Regions from separate parts of the Homo sapiens genome. Here all the other regions are linked to region 2. The links are chromatin loops, found by intact Hi-C in ENCODE. Cell type or tissue: heart right ventricle. All regions are shown on one strand.

Region 1 (5,000 bases), 94 kb before region 2:
AAGATTGTTATCAGTAAATGAAACTCAATTACGTTTTTACAACCAAATAACCATCAGTTAAAAGTGTAATTTTAAAAATACAACTTACTAGCCAGGCGCAGTGGCTCAAGCCTGTAATCCCAGCACTCTGGAAGGCCGAGGCAGGCAGATCATTTGAGGCTAGGAGTTTGAGACTAGCCTGGATAACATGGTAAAATGCTGTCTCTACTAAAAAAAAAAAAAAAATACAAAAATTAGCCGGACATGGTGGCACACGCATGTAATTCTAGCTACTTGGGAGACTGAGGCATAGGAATTGCTCGAACCCAGGAGGCAGAGGTTGCATCGAGCCCAGGTCACACCACTGCAACTCCAGCTTGAGTGACAGAGCAAGACTCTGTATCAAAAAACAAAACAAACAAACAAAAAAAACCAAAAACTTATTATGGCAACAAAAATAATTCTAGTAAAAAATGTGCAAGACCTCTGTGGAGAAAATTATAAAACTTGTTAAATGACATTTTTAAAGACACAAATGGAAGAAGAGAGAGGAACTCTGTTCATGAATAGGAAGTTTTGGTATATAGATGTCAACTGTTCCTAGACTGATCTGCAAATTCAATCCAATTGAAATGAAAATATCAGCAGAGTTTTCCAAGGAACTTGAACACCTAATTTGAAATGAATGATCAAGAGCAAATGGCAAATAATTTAAACAATCAATATAAATTGTGATTGTAATTTAGACAATTTTGAGGGAGAATAACAAAGTAGGTAAACTTGCTCTGTGAAATATCAAAATTTGTTATAAAATTATAAATACTAAGATAGTATAGTATTGATATGTGGAGAGAGATATACACTAATTGGGGGAGAATTAAGCCCAGAAACAGATCCATGGACCCATGCATTTATAAATATCTATGATAGGAAAGAGTTTGCATTGTGTGTTGGTGGTGGTTAAAGATGGACTATTCAATAAATGGTTATGGACAACCAGTTATTCAGATGGAAGATATAATAAAATTTTGATCCCTACTTTATCAACACAGACATACACACACACACACACACACACACAAACACACAAACACACATCAGGTTCAGGTATTATAGTGACTGAAATAAAAAGCATAACTTTAAATTTGGGGGAAAAATATAGAAGATATTGATAACTTCAGGGTAAGGAAAGATTTCTTAAATAAGACACTCCAAAAAAGCATAAACCTTCATCAAACTAATAAATTCAAAAATGTGATTCAGTGCAGTGGCTCAAGCCTGTAATTTCAGCACTTTGGGAGGCCGAGGCAGGCAGGTCACTTGAGCCCAGGAGTTTGAGACCAGCCTGGGCAACATGGCAAGACCCTATCTCTACCAAAAAAAAAAAAAATTAGCCAGGCATGGTGACATGCACCTGTAGTCCTAGCTACTCAGGAGGCTGAGGTGGGAGGATTGCTTGAGCCTAGGAGTTGGAGGCTGCAGCGAGCTATGATCATACCACTGCACTCCAGCCTGGGTGATGGAGCAAGACCTCATCTGTAAAAGAAATAAAGTTGTATTTTTTAAAAAAAAAAAAAAAAAGAAAAGTGAAAAAACAAGGCCAAAACTGATAGAAAATACTGACAATACTGACTGAGGAATAATACATGGAGTACATAAAGAATTCCTAAAAAAAAAAGATAAACAGCCTGCCAGAAAAATGGGCAAAAGACACTAGAGACATTTCAAAAAAGGGGAAAATTTAAATAGCAAAAGATTTTTTAAAAAGGCATTCAACTTTATTAACAAATCAAGAAAATGAAAACTAAAATAAAGATATATCATTTTCATCCACCAGAAAGGCAAAAATTGACAAGTCTGACAATACTCAGCATTGGCCAGGTGCAGTGGCTCACGCCTGTAATCCCAGCACTTTGGGAGGCCAAGGTGGGCGAATTACCTGAGGTCAGGAGTTCCAGACCAGCCTGGCCAACACGGTGAAATCCCGTCTCTACTAAAAATACAAAAATTAGCCAGGCATGGTGGCGCACACCTGTAATCCCAGCTACTCGGGAGACTAAGGCATGAGAATCACTTGAGCCCATTGGGGCGGAGGTTACAGTGAGCCTAGATCATGCCACTGCACTCCAGCCTGGGTGACAGAGTGAGACTCCATCTCAAAAATAAAAATAAATGAAAGAAGCATAGTAAAAAAAAAAAAAGTCTAGAAGAAAAAAAGTCATGAAGCATTAACCATGGCTAGCTTTGAGTGACAGATGTCATTTTCTTCTTTTTTTTTAGTAGTCTCTAATTTTCTATAATGAACATGTACTCCTTTTAAAATCAAGGAAAAAAATATTTTGTTTAACAAGACCAACCCCCTAATTCTAGGATAAATACCACACAGTTGAAAGGAGAAGGAAAAAAAAAAAAGACTAGGTATAAAAATAACTTTCTCTGGGTTTGATCTTCAAGCAACAAACTACAATCTCAGGAACTCTTTCTCCCCTGAGCTTTTCTGGGTCCTACGCAAAGAAACCAGGCAAAGTATGCTTGTTGGATTATATTGTTCCCTGGGCAAGTAGAAAAGAGAAAACTTTTGTGCATTTAATGAAAAAGCACACAAGGCATTATTTTTAGATTTACCGTAATTCTGTCCCCTACAAGACTCTGCAGCCAAGTGAACTCTGAAAGATTTTCCTGTTTTAAGCATCATTTGTTTCTCTTGATTTTTTTGTTTTGGTTTCGTGTGGAGGTGAGTGCAATGCGGCCTCTACTCCAGGCAGGAACTTCCCTTCAGATTAGCATGTTCTATGGTATTCATCTGATTTGGACTCAGCCCCTTGCTGGCCTCAGTAGTTGCTACATTATTTCCTGGGAGGAGATTAGGAATTTGAGGCAGTGAGACAATAATAGTAGCAATAATGATCAGCTGGGATTATGGTGACCCTGATGCGGATGCAGAAACTGGGATGCCAAAAGGTGAATGATCTGGATGCCCCGGGCTATGACCGGCTTTACCTTGAGCCTCACCCTGCTGCCCTAGGCTCCGTCCTTTAGCCCCTCTGTGATGTCCCATCTGCGTAGATGCCAAGAACCAGTTCCAGGGCTCTGCTCAGAACCCCTTATAAATCTTCTCATGGGCATGTGTGAAGAAAGGAAGAAGAGGGAGAGAAGAGAGAAGGAAAGGAGAGACAAGAGGAAACTCATCTTCATGGCAATAGCTACTATTTGTCATGCTTGTCAGGTGCCAGACGTCATCCTGGGTACATCAATGCTATATTATCTCATTTAATCCTCACCAAAATGCAATAAATTAGTGATTTTTAAAAATCTATTTTTCATAGAAGGAAATTGAGTTTCAGAGTGGTTAGGTGACTTTCCCATCATCACGTGCTCTTTTTTTTTTTTTTTTTTTTTTTTTTTGAGACGGAATCTTGCTTACTCACCCAGGCTGGAGTGCAGTGGCGCGATCTCAGCTCACTGCAAGCTCCGCCACCCGGGTTCACGCCATTCTCCTGCCTCAGCCTCCCGAGTAGCTGGGACTACAGGTGCCCACCACCACACCCGGCTAAATTTTTTTGTATTTTTAGTAGAGACGGGGCTTCACCGTGTTAGCCAGGCTGGTCTCGAACTCCTGACCTTGTGATCCACCTGCCTCGGCCTCCCAAAGTGCTGGGATTACAGGCATGAGTCACCATGCCTGGCCTTAATCACATGCTCTGAAGGGGCAGAGCTAGGACTCTAGGTCCCAGGAATACAGTTTTGGAGCTTGAACCTTAACAATGTTTCCTCCTCCCTACCCCCTTCCCCATGCACCTATCACAGAACCCTAAATTGTTGAGCTTTTCCTCTGAAACAGAAACAAATAATACATGTGGTTTGGCTGCCCTCAAATATTCCGGGGCTATTTCCTGAAATAGCTTAATCAGAATTCCCTGTCAACCCCTACAATCTCCCCGCAGTGTGGCCTCCACTTGAAACCTACCAAGCCCCAAGATTGTACAGACTACCTGATCCCCCACACAGGCTTTCATACCTCCAGGTTCAAGTCTGTCTCTGGCTTCAGCTGCCAGGCCACTCCTCTCCTTGCTCTGGTCTCATGGAATGTCTTCTCAGCCCACTGGAGCAAGGTGCTCCTCCTCCAAGAAGCCTTCCCTGATTTTATTGAATTCATTAGCTCCTTCATTCGATCAGCAAATTTTATTAAGCAGCTATCATATGACCTTCGCTGCAAATTAAATAAGAGATCAGTATACCACTGAAACTTACCCAGAAAGTCAAGAAATCCTTTCCTGAAAAATCAATACTTGTTTAGGAATCCAAAGAGTGATTAAGAGGAGTTAATTAGAAAAAATGGAGGAGTAGGGGAATGTTGCTAAGAGGACCAGATCGAGGAAATACCATGAACCAACAAAAAGACCATGGATAAATCATAGCTGCACCATAAACTAGTTTGTAGAAATATGGGCAAGGTATTTAACCAGCCTCTCTGAAACTCAGTCACCTCTGCTATAAAAAAGCAGGCAGTGGTGCTTCTCATGTTGTCAGAATGCAATGCAAATATATTTGCAAAACCCTTGGCACAAATTCTATCACATAGTAGGTTCTCATTAAATGGCATATCCCTTTGGACAGATTTTTCTTTTAGGGAATAGAAATAATTTGGGATGCCAAAAGATGGTAATCTCTGTAGCTATCAAAATCGCAGAGCTGACAGTGGGATATTATTGATCAGGTCAGCTTCAGATCCCTGAGTCACCCACCATGTCCGTTATTTATGTCCATGCTGGAAGCTTCACTGAAGGAGGGGCCTTCACTTGTCTTGTTCACTGCTGTATCCCCAATGCTGAAGCAATACCTCTCACAGACTACTAATTTTAAAATGTTTGTTGAATGAATGTTTGATGACTTTACTCATCTGCTCAATCAATGGTCACAAAGACTGGTTCCCTAACTGTCAGCATCAGCATCCCTGGAAACCTGTTGGAAATGCACATTCTCAGGCCCCACTCTGGGGCTGCTGAATCAGAAACTCTGGG
Region 2 (5,000 bases):
ATCCCCAGTCGTAGTAGGAATAAGATTGCATGGTTTGGGCACACTACCAATCACAATTTCCAAATTTCATTTCCACCACTGAGATGCCTTGACTCAAATGAAACATTAGTATAGGTTTAGGTGGTGTTTGTGTGTTTTTGGTGAAACATTAGTATAGGTGTAGGTGGTGGTTGTGTGCTTAACTGACCCCCTAAAAACAAGACCAAATACTTAAGCACGGAATGTATTTCTGTTTATGATATGGAATTCAATACACCCCTTCAGTGGTATAAAGACATTCCTGGATTTCTTTAGGATAGGGTCAGAGTTGGTTTACTATCTGGCCTTCAGTTTTTAAAAGGGGCGATTCTTTGATATAGCAATAGCGTCAATTTTTTTTTTCTTTTACCTTTACAGGTGAGAAACCTTACCACTGTGACTGGGACGGCTGTGGATGGAAATTCGCCCGCTCAGATGAACTGACCAGGCACTACCGTAAACACACGGGGCACCGCCCGTTCCAGTGCCAAAAATGCGACCGAGCATTTTCCAGGTCGGACCACCTCGCCTTACACATGAAGAGGCATTTTTAAATCCCAGACAGTGGATATGACCCACACTGCCAGAAGAGAATTCAGTATTTTTTACTTTTCACACTGTCTTCCCGATGAGGGAAGGAGCCCAGCCAGAAAGCACTACAATCATGGTCAAGTTCCCAACTGAGTCATCTTGTGAGTGGATAATCAGGAAAAATGAGGAATCCAAAAGACAAAAATCAAAGAACAGATGGGGTCTGTGACTGGATCTTCTATCATTCCAATTCTAAATCCGACTTGAATATTCCTGGACTTACAAAATGCCAAGGGGGTGACTGGAAGTTGTGGATATCAGGGTATAAATTATATCCGTGAGTTGGGGGAGGGAAGACCAGAATTCCCTTGAATTGTGTATTGATGCAATATAAGCATAAAAGATCACCTTGTATTCTCTTTACCTTCTAAAAGCCATTATTATGATGTTAGAAGAAGAGGAAGAAATTCAGGTACAGAAAACATGTTTAAATAGCCTAAATGATGGTGCTTGGTGAGTCTTGGTTCTAAAGGTACCAAACAAGGAAGCCAAAGTTTTCAAACTGCTGCATACTTTGACAAGGAAAATCTATATTTGTCTTCCGATCAACATTTATGACCTAAGTCAGGTAATATACCTGGTTTACTTCTTTAGCATTTTTATGCAGACAGTCTGTTATGCACTGTGGTTTCAGATGTGCAATAATTTGTACAATGGTTTATTCCCAAGTATGCCTTAAGCAGAACAAATGTGTTTTTCTATATAGTTCCTTGCCTTAATAAATATGTAATATAAATTTAAGCAAACGTCTATTTTGTATATTTGTAAACTACAAAGTAAAATGAACATTTTGTGGAGTTTGTATTTTGCATACTCAAGGTGAGAATTAAGTTTTAAATAAACCTATAATATTTTATCTGAATAATGTTTTTTATTGTTTTGTTTTCCTCCTGGAAAAATATGAACAGTGTTTGGTTTAAACACACCGGGTTAATAAGGCATGTAAGAAGCACGCACAAAAAAGCCAACTTTATGTCAACAAATTAAAATACCTTTTTTTATTAAAAAAAAACTATTTAGTTTTACCATAAATACTATCAATATAGGGCTGAGAACTCTTGATTATTGTACGTTTAAAAATTACAAGATTAAAAACCCAGTTCAGGTTTGCTCTTTCCAAATGTACGTAAAGCTACGTGAAAGCAGTTTCCTTACCTATGATTTTCCCAGTAGAAACAGCTTAATCATCCTTAAATTTGCTCAGTTTAGTATGAAAATATTTATGAAATATATACATTTCAGTTTCATATTTGAAAAAAATCTTTATGGTTTGTCTTTTAAAGTAAATAAAAATAAAAAAGTTTTCTGTGGAGGCCTGTCCCAGCACCCCTCACATCTGAGTAACAAAAGAACCTTCCTACAGCAGACAACCCTAAGAACGTAGTTCCACAGTGCCCTCCTGAGGATTAAAGGGTTCATTTATGCTTGGTGTGTGTTAAAGATACATCACTTCTACTAGTTACAGCCTTAAAGAGGTCAGAACCAAAGTTTCTGGCAGATTGTTTTAAAGCTAAATCAGTTCCCCTGACTGAAGGTGGGAAAACAAACTGAAATAAAATAATTTAAAAATTATTCAAATTCATAAAACTAAGTGTAAAGTAAGATGGTGTTATGGTAAGTTTGTAGCGTTTATATTAGAAGTTTTAATATTAAAACTCAAAACTGCCCTGTTAGAATCTGAAGTTCTTGAGATGGGTGCCTGAAAGATTGAAATTCATTTGGGGCTATCGCAAAATGGAAAAAGCATTTGTGACACTTGTTGACACCTTATATACTTGTAATAGTGATGTGGGTGACTAAACATCATCAAGGGGACAGAGCTCACTGCTCACTGGCATTTTTTTTAGAGTGCTTATTAACTATTGATTGTATCTAGTGTCCAGAGGTGCGTTTGTACCATGGGTACATGTAATAAATGAAATAAAAAATGGATGTTTATAAGAGGCTTATGGTAGATCAGCACAAGGTATTTTCTTTGGCTTTTGAGAGTCCACCATGACTGGAAAGCATAGCATGTGTCTCTGCTTAAAAGAAAACAGGTGCATCAATAGGATGGAATTTTATGTGGCCAAGAACATATTCAAAGCATATTTAATGACATGGAAAAATGCTCATAGTAATGTTAAGTGGAAAAAGCAGGATATAAGACTATCAACAGTACCAATTCAACTGTGTACATTTAAGTGTATGTGTGCTTTGAAGGAGAGAGAGAGAAACAAAAGGAAATTAAGAGAAAACCCTAGAAGGAACTGCCAAAATATTCATACTGGTTTTCTCAGTTTTAATTTTCTTTTCTTTTTTTTTGAGATGGATTCTTGCTTGTCACCAAGGCTGGAGTGCAGTGGTGTGATCTCGGCTCACTGCAATCTCCACTTCACAGGTTCAAACGATTCTCCTGCCTCAGCCTCCTGAGTAGCTGGGATTACAGGCGCCCACCACCACACCCGACGAATTTTTGTATATTCAGTAGAGACAGGGTCTCACCATGTTGGCCAGGCTGGTTTCGAACTGCTGACCTCAAGTGATCCGTCCACCTAGGCCTCCCAAAGTGCTGGGATTACAGGCATAAGCCACCGTGCCCAGCCTAAATTTTCTTTTTTGAAGTTTTCAAATATTCTAAAACAGCTATAGTAAGTTTGAAAAACTTTTTCATAAGAATGAAGATATAAAGAACAATTAAAATTATTTAAACAAAAAGCCCTCATTAGAACACATTATTCTGTAAATTATGTTTAGATTTCTTTAAGTTTAAATTTCTTAAATTTCTGTTAAATTGTGGTTGGTTGCTTTTGTAATCCACCTCTGTTATACAGAATCTTTTGGCACACGGTGTATGAAAATGACTGAAAAATGCCATCTTTATATTTGCTAAGTGCATATTATCTCGAATAGAAGAAACATGCATAAACTATCAAGAATTTTAAATTTATTTAAAATTTTCTGATGTCATAGATTAACATTCCTCTACGTTAACTTTTTCTTTATTCTTAATTTTTATTTAATTCTTTTTCTTCAGCTTTTAAGTTCAGGGTACATGTGCAGGATGTGAAGGTTTGTTACATAGGCAAACATGTGCCATGGTGGTTTGTTGCACCTAGATATTAAACCCAGCATCCATTAGCTATTCTAACTGATGCTCCCTCTCCCCAACCCCTATTTTTTTAATTTTTAATTTAATTTTAAAAAATTTTATAGAGGCAGGGTCTCACTATGTCGCCCAGGTTTGGTCTCGAACTCCTGAGCTCAAGCAATCCTCCTGCCTCGGCCTCCCAAAGTGCTGGGATTACAGGCATGAGCCATAGCACCCAGCCTACATTAACTTTTTCTAGCCTGAAAAAGAAAGCTTCAATATCTAAAATGAATGAGGAAGATTTCCCAAAACTGTGACCAAACAAAATACTATTCGACATACGCCAATAGCTAAATTATTTACTCTGGGACCTATCAGCTGTGGGCTCCTAGGTGTGCTGTCATTATGGTGTTACAGAGCCGTTTATACACTATACAATAAAGAGTACCTAATAATTGTGATGCCTGCTTATTATATTTTCCTTATGACACTTAATTTTACTGTTTCTTATTTTAACTTGTGTGCCTACACACACAAAGGATTAACAATGATGTTTCCTACACACATCAACAGACTTTCAGTCCACCTATTTTCCAGCAAAATGTCTCTTCTGATAAAATTCTTTCTGCCTGAAAACGTATTTGACTCTTGCTATCCTGTTTCAGTTTGTAAAACAAAACAGATGCTTTCACTATCTCAAGTAGGATGGTCATGAGGAATATTTCTTTTTCTTCCAAAAATTGTTCCAGGCCGGGTGTGGTGGCTCACACCTGTAATCCCAACACTTTGTGAGGTTGAGGTGGGAGGACTGCTTGAGGCCAAGAGTTTGAGAGCAGCCTGGGAAACATAGCAAGACCTCATCTCTATCAAAAAAAAAAAAATCAATGAAAAAGTGTTACAATTTTTAGAAACATGAAATGCTCTTCACAGTTGGAGATTGATAATTTTTACATATAATTTATTTCCATATAAGGAAGCCCAGGGGAGGTAGTCTTTATGCTACAGAAGCAAGTCCACAGAGAAAATATTAAAACAAGCAGTGGTGGTACCTGTTGTACTTCAACAAATGGGAGTATCTAAATTTAGCAGCCTGTATCAGCCACCTGTCCTATTAAATGTTCTGGCTTCTGAAGCTCCATTCAACACAACATACATACATAGATGGATTTGTAGCCTAGATACTCCCTCACCCACTCTTGTCCATTTATTTCCCTGTCTCTCATACAGACATGAATGCCACCCAGTCCCACATAAACCCTTTTACTTTATGTATTATTCTTATCATTTTATTCATGATTTTATTACATATTGCGTTTTATCT
Region 3 (5,000 bases), 100 kb before region 2:
CCTGGAGCTTTAATGCACTATAATCTCATAGAATCTTCCTAACAAGCCTGGGAAAAAGTAATTATTTTATAGATGAAAAACCTGAGGCTCAAGTCATACTGCTGATTTGCAGCAGGGCTGGGATTTAAAGACTCCCCGGTCTTTCCAACTTCAAGTTCCACTGTCCCGTGTTCCCTCCCAGAGAGAGGGGATAGAAAAGGACAACACCGTGGGGGAGGGGAGGTAAATCATGTGGAAGGGGCATGGATGCCATTGGGAAAGGCTCAAAGTGGGAGAGGCTGCCCGGTGGGGAGGTCTGATGGAGACAGTTTTTCCCCATGACCTCTTGAAGTGCCACTTCCCAGAAAAGATGATGGCTGCAGGCTGAGGGCACACTGGGGACTCCACATCTTTCATAGCCATTGCTGAAGTCTCTGAGCCTCAAGAGAAATTTACTGCAGACCACACATCGGCAGCCATGAGAGGGAAGGCGGAAGGGCAGGCCAGATGGGACAGTCCCCAGGCAGGACTCTGCACAGGCTCTGGGGCTGTGGGGCTCTGGGCTGACCACAGCCTGGAAGAGCCTAGTGACACCCTGTCACCCCTAGACTCCTCAGTTCCCAGACACCTTGTTCTGATGAAGTGAATGGGGAGGCTGGGCCTGGGGGTGGGAGAATAGCCACATGATAGCCCCTCACCCCTGCATGCCAGCAGGCAGCAGGGAAGGCAGACAGGAGCCCAGAGGGCCAGCAGCAGTGACCACGGGGCCTACATTTTTCTGGCAACGAGGGTTGGCAAGGGAGAACAGACAGAAGCCTGCTATATCAGGCTGGAAAGAGAAGGACTCTCCTCAGCTTGGAGAAATTCCTGCCTAGTACCATTTGCCCATTCCCAGACTAACCAAATGTTAGAGCAGAAAAAGGGGCTTTCTGAGGTCAGCCAACAGGGCCTCCTTACTTTGCAATGGAAAAAAATTAGGTCACACAAAGTTGAAAGCTATTGTAAAGGAGACCAGAACTTGGGTGCCTCAATACCTAGTCCCATGGTCTTCAGGGCATGCATATGAGATCCAGAATCAGGTCACCATGGCTCTGACTCTGGATCTGCCCCCAGCCATCAATCTGCACTATTCTAGAAGCTTCCTTCAGGTTGTAGGTTCTATAGCTCTGAGATAGAGTGGCATGCACTGTGTGTGCACGTGTGTATGTAGTATGCGTCCATTCAACAGCAAATATTTATCGAGTGCTCCATTTAAGGCCCTGGAGATAAAGCAGTTCACAAATAGAGGAAGCCTCTCCACTGTGTCTCTAGGGCTGACTTTCACTACAGAGAGAGCCTCATGCACAATTTGTGCCTAGACTCAAAGGTAGGATGTGTCCTGTGCACACCATCAAGAGCTACAGCCCTTCTCCGGGTCTCCTTGTGCTTCACAGGGGTTTTGGACAAACCTTATGGGAGCATTTCCCCAGCCCCAACCCATGCCCTGACTCCCGCCTCCCATGGCACCCCAGGGTGCTGCTTCGGGCATTTGGTGCCCCGCCTTGCAATCACTGACTTCCTGAGCAACCTGAAGAGGGACTGTACCTACTTCACCTCTTAATCCTTAGCACCTGGTGGATGCAAGCTCCCTAGGAACTCCCGTTGAATAAAGGGATGATTAAATGAAGGCACCGATTCTCAGTTTCTCTCATCTGTAAAATGCAGGTGATAACTATCTGGATGACTCCTGATTTTCCTCCAGATCAGATGAGACATAGGAGATGAAAGGACCTTGGAACTAACGTGCTGTTCTTCCCAAGATACAGTTCTTATTATCCCCCATAAAAATGGCACCAGCTCAGTGTCTCTGAGAAAGGACTCAGCTATAGAGAGCCTCGGTTTTTATCCGGGAGTGTGTGCTTGAGCATGAATATGTGTGTGAGTGTGAGTGTATATGCTGGCCTGGAGAGCCAAATCGACCCCATAAGAAGATGTAATTTCAAGGAGGCTTCAGGGAACCCAGACCTCCTCCCTGTCTGTCCCTATTTACAGGGACATATGGCTGCCAGGCCAGCAGAGCCCCAGAGGAGTTCAGCCCTCAGCCGAGGACAAAGGGAAGGACGGGAAAGAGAAAGCACCCCCAAGAGCCCTTGTCTCTCCATCGTCCGTCCGTCTGTCAGCGGCAGCCAGTGGCTTGCCAGGCAGGACGGAAGCGCTGCCCGGCCATAAATGACCGCTGGCTCCAGGCTGGCCACCCGCCCTGGCCGCCCGCACGGAAGGGCCGGACTTTACCCAGCAAATCGGGAAGGAACTGAAGCCTCTGAACTTGGGACTTGGGCTCCGTCGATAAGGCCAGTGGACAAACAGAGGGCAGGGACCAGGGCTCCCCTTTATACACACAGAAGCCCGGCTCCAGGCTGATACTGCTGAGATCTTTGCCCTTTAGTTCAAACAGGAAATCTTAAAATGGAAAATGAGCTGCGTAAGGAAGGGGCGCGGCCACTAGCTTACAGGGAAGACGGAGCAGGTTGTTCGCCAAAGAACGTTTTGGCTCCACGCGGCCTGGGGTGTTTGGGAGGGGTCAAGGGTCTGCCTGGGGAAGGGAGAAGGCAGCCTGGCAGGTGAGGAAGCCCTATAGGCAGCTGTAGGGCGGGGGGAGTGTCAGAAACCTGGGTCTGAGCCACAATACGCAACTGATCCGTGGTGTGGCTTGTGGGGAATGACTTCACATATAGGAACCTCAATTTCTCCATCCATAAATGTGGCTAGCCATACCATCCACCTAGAGCGCTCACAGAGGATCTGAATGAAGTCATGGTGTGAAAGTGCCATGCAAGTCACAACCCTACATCCTGGCAAGGCCCTCCCCAGAAGGAATTTCACAATCACAAGGGGAAATCCAGAATAACATCTCCAGCCCCCCATGCCACCCCTGTACACCCCCGTGCTGGCAGTTCAAAGAAGAGAAAATTGGGAGAAGAGAAATAATTAGAGAACGCCAGCAGTCTCTCTGCTGAGGTTTCCAAGTAATTATTCACCTGTAAATTACTCCTCTCACCTTAATTCTATCTCCAGATCCTTTAGACAAGGTAAATTCATTTATTTACATCTCTAACTATCCTGCTTTGGTAAACATTCCAACAAGGTTGGATGGCCCATTAAAGAAAAAAACAAGTGAAGAAGCGAGGCAAGCAGGAGAGAGAGAGATTAACTACTGGTCATTACTGGCATTTGCAGAATTACCTCCAAGGGTAATTAATGAGGAATCATGCCAAAGCAAACCTCAACTTGAGCCAAAAAGGAACCCATCACAGCCAGGTGGAAACTACAGGCGGCCCCACTTGCAGATGGCCCTCGCTTCTCACCTGCAGGATGGGACCCTTCCAGGAGGCTCCCCTTAACTCCTTCTGCCTCAGGCAGTGGTGTGGGCTGCACCTTCATTTCAGGAAGAACTCTCCTTATCTGGTGAGGTCACTTTTGACTCACCCCTCTCACTCACAGACCAGCAATCTTTCTGGGCCACCCCCCAACCCAGGCCTGGCCATTTCTGGGCCTGGCACATCTTAGCTGCTCAATAAACAGATGGCTAGGCATGGCGGCTTATACCTGTAATCCCAACACTTTGGGAGGCCAAGGCAGGAGAATCACTTGAAGCCAGGAGTTCAAGACCAGCCTGGGCAACATAGACAGAACCCATCTCTATAAAAATTTTTAGTAGTGACACGCACTGTATTCCCAGCTACTTGGGAGGCTGAGGCAGGAGGATCACTTGCACCCAGGAAATTGAGGTTATAGTGAACCATAATTGTACCACTGCACTCCAGCCTGGATGACAGAGCAAGATCCTGCCTCTAAACAGACAGATAGTAGCTGCTGAGTGAATGGATCAATGTACTATTCATTCTAATTTCCTAAAGCCTCTTGAACTTGCCAAATTTCAAAGTCACCCCCCCTCCCAAGATTAAACTCACCATCCTTTTTTGCCTGAACCAGAGCCTCCAAAGGGCCTCTCCGCTTCTAGTCTCTCCTCCTTTCCTCCTCCACACAGATTTAACTCTCAAAAAGGTAAACTGAAAAATCAAGCAAGATAATACTTCAGCTCCGACCACTGAGGAGAAGGGCGGGGTTAAGAGAGTGGCCCCTAGAGTCAGATAGCCTGGGTTGAAGTCTGGGTCAACAACAGACCACCTGTGTATACTTTGGGTCAGTTACTTAACATCGCCGAACTTAGTCTTCTCATGGCTTCTTCACCTTAAAATGAGAATAACATCTATCCCACTTACAATGGCTGTTGAGTGCATTATGAGTTAATGAAGAAATGCCTTGCACCTGATGAACACTGGCTGTTAGCAGCAGCAGGGAAATTAGTCTCATCAGCATCGTCCTTACTAGAAATGCCTTCACTGCCTTCTCATTGTCCTCACATTAAAGCCCAAGCACTTTAGCATGTCAAGACACATGGAGTTCACAAGGACAAGAGCCTGATTCCTGTCCTGGTCCAGAGTCCAGCTCAGAGAGCCCTCAATAGATATCACGAATGGATAAATAAATAAATGAAACCAGGCCCTGCTCTCTCTCAGCCTCAATTCTCACCACTTTCCCACCCTCCCTAGTCCAGCCATAGAAGCCCTTGCAGTTTCCCAAATGCTACGTGCTCTCTCAACCTCAGCTCTTTGCACAGGCTGCTTTCTCTAAGAATGCCCTTCCAGGAATCCAGGCACTGCATCCCAGGACCCAGGCATTCACAGACGACAAATGCAGAGAGGCGACCTTAAATGGGCTCGTCTCTCAGAGGTGTATCCCATTTTGGACAGTGAGTGAGCCAGAGGGTTGGACCTTTCAACTGGCCTTTTAAAGTTCATGTGTCTTCTAGAAAGAGCTTTCTAGTGGCTTTGAAATATCCAACAACCCCATGAAAGGGGAAGATAGATATGGGTCTCCCCAGCTTTAAAATGAAAGAATTGTGGTCCATAAAAGGCCAGTGACTTGCCCGTGGTCACCACTTAGTATCAGCAGTGACATAACCTTAAACTTTCCAAGAC

What was found. Peaks named below come from ENCODE experiments on the same cell type or tissue, not always from the same donor. Only the 100,000 strongest peaks of a DNase experiment are listed, where the experiment ranks them.
Region 1: a loop joins it to region 2, with 11 times the contacts of the local background. A loop is called at or near these places in 19 of 110 quality-filtered maps.
Region 3: a loop joins it to region 2, with 4 times the contacts of the local background. A loop is called at or near these places in 19 of 110 quality-filtered maps.

What each region holds. Positions count from the first base shown.
Region 1 is chr9:107,575,096-107,580,095 of GRCh38, reverse strand. It overlaps LOC105376205 (a long non-coding RNA gene), which reads right to left. Exons shown (of 9, transcript XR_930217.2): 3 at 3,998-4,189. Among named protein-coding and RNA genes, the nearest start is that of KLF4, 88 kb to the right of the region's middle. In heart right ventricle, no CTCF peak of the experiment used is centred here; a DNase peak (open chromatin) is centred at 2,816; H3K27ac peaks cover 1,869 bases.
Region 2 is chr9:107,481,323-107,486,322 of GRCh38, reverse strand. It overlaps KLF4 (KLF transcription factor 4), which reads left to right. Exons shown (of 5, transcript NM_004235.6): 5 at 397-1,471. The coding sequence ends at 572. Among named protein-coding and RNA genes, the nearest start is that of KLF4, 5.9 kb to the left of the region's middle. In heart right ventricle, a CTCF peak has its summit at 2,007; no DNase peak of the experiment used is centred here; H3K4me3 peaks cover 2,307 bases; H3K27ac peaks cover 2,703 bases.
Region 3 is chr9:107,585,107-107,590,106 of GRCh38, reverse strand. LOC105376205 (a long non-coding RNA gene) reads right to left here. Exons shown (of 9, transcript XR_930217.2): 4 at 3,930-4,028. Among named protein-coding and RNA genes, the nearest start is that of KLF4, 98 kb to the right of the region's middle. RefSeq lists enhancers at 1,706-2,230, 2,231-2,756. In heart right ventricle, no CTCF peak of the experiment used is centred here; a DNase peak (open chromatin) is centred at 2,406; H3K4me3 peaks cover 998 bases; H3K27ac peaks cover 3,270 bases.